Regions from separate parts of the Homo sapiens genome. Here region 1 is linked to region 2. A link is a contact called in ENCODE Hi-C data. All regions are on one chromosome and are shown on one strand. The core of a region is the stretch at or near the end of the contact, and the rest is flanking DNA. Distances in the headings are between cores, read along the strand shown.

Region 1 (2,700 bases), core at 63-2,562, 1.9 Mb after region 2:
TATAGGAACTGTGTTGTACAGTAGATTTCTAGGACATATTCATGACAGTATAGTCTCTTCAATAAATGTATTGGGAAAACTAGGTATCTAGATGCAAAATAATAAAATTGGATATTTATCTTACACCATACACAAAAACAAATTCAAAATGGATTAAAGACTTAAATCTAAGACCTGAAACTATAAAACTCCTAGGAGAAAACATAGAGAAAAAGCTTCTTGACGTTGGCCTTGGGAAGGATTTTCTGGATATGACACCAAAGCACAGGCAACAAAAGCAAAAATAAACAAGGGGATTGCAGCAATCTAGAAAGTTTCTGCACAGCAAAGGAAACAGTCTACAAAATGAAGAAACAACCTATGGAATGGGAGAAAATATTTGCAAATCATATATCTGAGAAGGAGTCAATATTCTCCTTATTTCAATAGCCACAACCCTGCTGTGATGAATTCAACTGTCTTACTCAAGCTTAATCACCCCCAAACCCAGGCTAAGTCAATCCCTGCCCAGATAAACCTCACATACCCATGACTGAATAAGATACCCACTTTAGGCAAACACTAACTACAACTCAAGCCCTACCTCTTCTAATAACCACCAAAAGCCCAACTGCAAAACATACAAACATAACACTATCCAAGCCACCCAACCCCATTCACAGCATCAATCTAAAACACAACCCAGCTACAAACCTCTCTATACCCCAACTCCCAGTTGCACCAACTCTACCCCAGCTCCATTCAAGAAAAAATACCATTTCCTCTCTAGAATGCACCAAAACATCTATTCAGCCCAACCTATAAATACAATTATTCACCCCATGCTCATCCCCACTCACTTTTTGGATATTACCCTATCTCTAAGGTCTTACAACCTCCCCACCTCAACTCCCTACCCAACTCCAAACTGCTATACCCCTCCTATAGCTCCTCAACTTGCACACAGTCTCTCACACCTAACTCATGAATTAAGCCCCCATCCCAATGACAGCACTACCTAAAATGTTCCATGCTTAGACTGTCCACTATGCCAGGATCAACAACCTCTTCAATTTGTCTTGGCAGAGCAGAACCAGGGGAGATCTTTACATGAAATTAACCTTGGGAATAACATCTGTGACCCACCTGAGACCAGAAAAGGCTTTAGGTGTTGCCCACTATATGTGAGTAGGAGTCACTGCAGAGGTCACCAAGATACCAGTACCACATGCAAGACGCCAGAACCTTTGAGAGAGGCCTGAGTTACCTGGAGTCTTTTGAGCCAGGATCATAAGGATGGCAATGGTCATTAAACAGGGCTTCATGACTGACATGTTCCACCAGAATGAAGGGCTGTGTTGCAGGTGACCAAACAGAGATCACTGTAGCAGAGCAGTAGCCCGCCTTTATTAGTTTTGGAAATGCGTCAGGGTTCTGTGCAGTGAACTAAAAGGGATGGGAGATACCTGATGTCAGGCAGGAAGAAGGACAACATGTATCACTTATCTGAGCTGGATACTCTGTGTAAGCGTGGGAGACTTGCCAGCAGTGCTCATGTCTGTGTGGGCCTTTCTTCCCATTAAGAAATAAAGACAAATTAGAGCCAGTTGGCATTTTGTGTGAAACGAATTTGAATGAATGAATCAACCAAGCAAGCAAGCAAACTTGAAAAAACTTATAAACAATTAGATAAGAAATAAGCACGTGTATACCTATGTGAGGCACGTGTATACCTATGTAACAAACCTGCACGTTCTGCACATGTACCCCAGCACTTAAAGTATAATTGTAAAAAAAGAAATAAATAATTATTTTTAACTGTAGTCACCATGCTGTGCCCACAGAACACCAGAACTTATTCCTCCTATCTAACCGAAAGTTTGTACCCATTGACCAATGTCTCCCCTTTCCCCATCCACCCTCCCTCGAGGCTCTGGTAACAACCATGCTAATCTCTACGTCTATGAGTTCAATTTTTTTAGATTCCACATCTAAGTGAGATCATATGGTATGTGTCTCTCTGTGCCTGCTTTATTTCACTTCACATAGTGTCTTCTAGGTTCATTCATATGATTGCAAATAACAGAATTTTCTGTTTTTTAAAGGCTGAATAGTACTCCAGTATCTATAGTTAATAATAATGTAAAGAGCTAAAAGAAAGATTTTTAAATGACCTCATCACAAATAAATAATAAATATTTGAGGTGATGGACATGCTGATCTCTCAATTAATTGATCCCTTTATTATTATATAATGACCTTCTTTGTCTCACTTTGTGGTTTTTTACCTAAAGTCTATTTTTTCTGTTGTAAGAAAAGCTGTTCCTGCTCTTTTCTGGTTTCTTTTTCCATGGAACATCTTTTTCCATCACTTAACTTTCAGCCTATGTGTTTCCTTAAAACTGAAATGAGTCTCTTGTAAGCAAAATACAGTTGAGTCATTTAAAAAAATCAATTCAGCCACTCCTTCAATTGGCAAACTGAATCCATTTACATTCAAAGTAAGTATTGATAGGTAAGGATTTACTTTTGCCATTTTGTTCATTCTTTTCTGGTTATTTTATACATCCTTTGTTCCTTTCTTCCTCTTTTGCTATCTTCCTTTGTGATTAGATTATTTTCTATATTAGAATGCTTTGATTCCTTTCTTCTTATCCTTTGTGTATCTACTGTCAGTTTTTGCTTTGTGATTACTATAAGGGTTACACAAAACATATGTTG
Region 2 (2,706 bases), core at 138-2,637:
GCTGATGTAATACCTTGTTTCTTATCTTCTTAGTTTAAGAGACACACAGCAAAAGAAGTACAGCATAATTTATTGCAAAAAAAGAGAATATTTTGAAAATTAAGTGCAGAATAGACGGTACGGTCTGAGAAAGAGATTCCAGGGCAGCCTGCTCATAAAAGTGAGACAGAGCTAATTATTGCTGGAGAAACCCTCTTTATGGGAGTTTTGCATGATTATTCATAAGAAGGTGGAAAGAAGTGTTGCAGAAAGCATGTTCTGACTGGTCTTCTGGGTGCACAGTGCAGTAGCTGTACACATTTGTGCATACATTGCATGTCTCAGTAGCATCTTAAATCTCCACCCAGGAATGTGTTTTTTACTGTTAAAATAAACAAAGGGTCAGGTTGAAGACAGATAAAATCAAAATGCAAATGCTTTTTATAAGTAAAAGTCCCTACTGATGATAGCGGGTTTCAAATGACCCCAAGTGCTCCACATCTTAAAAGTTGCTCCCATAAAGCTGGAACACTATCTGTTCCTGAGGTATCAGGTCCCATATGTGGCTCCGAGTCACTGGCAAGCCAGGCCTGACTTGAGATGAGACCATTAATTTCAAGTGTAAAATGCCTAAATAGTCAGCAACTTCAGGTTGCATTTTGGAGCATGTCCACTTAAATGGGTTGATGAAAATGGCTCACAAGACTCACGCCTCGGAGTCTTAGCAGATTTTGTGCGACCCAATAATTAACCTTCTGATGACTAGACTTTCACAGTTGTGAAAAAGGCGACTTTGAGAGTGACATTTCCAGGAAGCCACAGCCCTTGTCACCCCCTGCAGAGCTCTGAAGCTGCTCACAAGCAGGCCAGGTGAAAGATTTCTCTCAAAAACGGTTAAGTGCATGCTCTGGCTAGAGAAAAATGAGGGTTGCGGCACAATCGACTGTGTCTCAGACATCAGGAAAGTTTCCACAGCAGTTTAGGAAAGAAGGCAGCGCCTAGGGCTGCAGAAGACGTAATGCTCTGGAAAGAACCCTGGGTGCAATTGAAAGAGGAACCTGAGAAGGATAGGCTCAATCGGGTGAGGACAAACCGGCCATTTGGGAAAAGGGAAGGTGTCTTCGTAGGGTAATACCCTCCTCAATGCCCAGCCCAGACCTGCCCTCCAGGTGCACCTGTGTACTCACTCTCCTTGCAAAGAGTTGGCATAGCATAAGAACTCAGGAGTGCTTTGGACTCTGGGAAGTCCACACCGCTCTAACCCTCCCTCCAGGGCTATGCACCCCGGATCCTGGTACATGCTGGGAGTATAGTTCTGAAGCCTACCGACAAACAGGCTGAGAGCAGTTAACGGACTACAGCTCCCAGCATATTAGGTGGGGCGCGTACCACTCTGCCCCTTCTTCCAGTTCTGCGCCTCGCCCTGGAGCCTGGCGCATGCTGGGATTGTAGTCCTGTAGCCCTTTGACCAAAGGGTTGGGAGTGTTTATGAGAATACATCTTCCAGCAATCCTAGGGAGGCGCACACAGCCCGGTCTCTTCCTCCAGTGACACGCATTGTCCCTGAGACTAGTGCATGCTAAGATTGTAGTCCTGCAGCTCTTTGAGGAAAGGGCTGGAAGAGTTTATGAGCATATATCTCCCAGCAAACCTAGGGAGACGCACACAGCCCCGCCTCTTTTTCCAGTGACGCGCACTGTCCCTGACCCCGGTGAATACTGGGATGGTAGTCCTGTAGCCACGGGACCGGAAAGTCTGGGAGTCTTTATGAAACTACATCTCCCAGCAAGTAGAAGGAGGCACCCACAGTCCAGTCTCTTCCACCAGTAATGGGCACTGTCCCCGAGCTGTGTGCATGCTGGGACTGTAGTCTTGCAGCCCGGTGATGAAAGGGCTGGGAGTGTTTATGAGACTACATCTCCCAGCAAGCCCACCGAGGGGCGCATGGCCTTGCCTCTTCCTCCAGGGACGCGCACTTTCCCTGAGTCCGGTGCATGCTAGGATTGTAGTGCTGCAGCCCTGTGACCAAAGGACTGGGAGCGTTTATGAGACTGCATCTCCCAGCAAGACCAGCAAGAAGTGCGGAGCCTCGTCCCTTCCTCCAGATATTAGCGCACTCTCCCTGAGCCTGGTGCATGCTGAGATTGCAGTGTTGCAGCCCTGTGACCAAAGAGCTTTGTTATAGTTATCTGTGAAGTATTCAACAAATTACTTTACTTAATTATTACTGGAAGCCAGAACCTCAGTTGCGTTCACTTTTTGGATATTATATGAGTGAAATTGTATAATATGTATACTTTTACATCGACTTTCTTCTATGCAACATTATAGTTATGGTATTAATTCATGATATTGCAGATAGCTATAGTTTGTTTATTTAATTTTTTTTTTTTTTTACTTTGTGGTAAAGTGTACATCAAATTAACCATTTTAGCTATTGTAAGTTTGCAGCTCAGAAAAATTAACTACATTCACATTGTTTTGCAACTATCATTCCCATTCATACGGACCTTCTTTCAACTTGCAGAAACAAAACTCTATACCCATTAAATAAGCTCCTTGTTACTCCCCTCAGGCTTCTAGGAACCACTCTTCTACTTGGGTTTCTAGAATTTCTTTACTCTAAGTATCTCATAATTGGAATGATTCAGTATTTGTTCTTTTATGACTGGCTCGTGTCACTTTGCTCAATGTCCTTAAGGTTCATGCATGACATACCATGTGTCA

The links. Hi-C counts contacts between places; a loop is a spot of excess contacts on that map. Pooled maps may share reads with other maps.
Region 1: a map of CD4-positive, alpha-beta memory T cell shows a loop between it and region 2 (14-fold over the local background). The contact joins the promoter of DEFB116 here to the enhancer-like site in region 2. A Hi-C loop is called at or near these places in 7 of 168 maps with a recorded cell type or tissue (A673, CD4-positive, alpha-beta memory T cell, Caco-2 and 4 more), 13 of 37 single-sample maps with no recorded cell type and 16 of 50 pooled maps.

The regions. Positions count from the first base shown.
Region 1 is chr20:31,307,273-31,309,972 of GRCh38, forward strand. DEFB116 (defensin beta 116) reads right to left here and starts at 1,313. Exons shown (of 2, transcript NM_001037731.1): 1 at 1,247-1,313. The coding sequence starts at 1,313.
Region 2 is chr20:29,443,749-29,446,454 of GRCh38, forward strand. No RefSeq gene overlaps it. Among named protein-coding and RNA genes, the nearest start is that of FAM242B, 100 kb to the right of the region's middle. Within about 2 kb of position 1,388, at least 4 of the 41 ENCODE cell types and tissues checked have a DNase peak (open chromatin) inside an H3K27ac peak, as active enhancers do.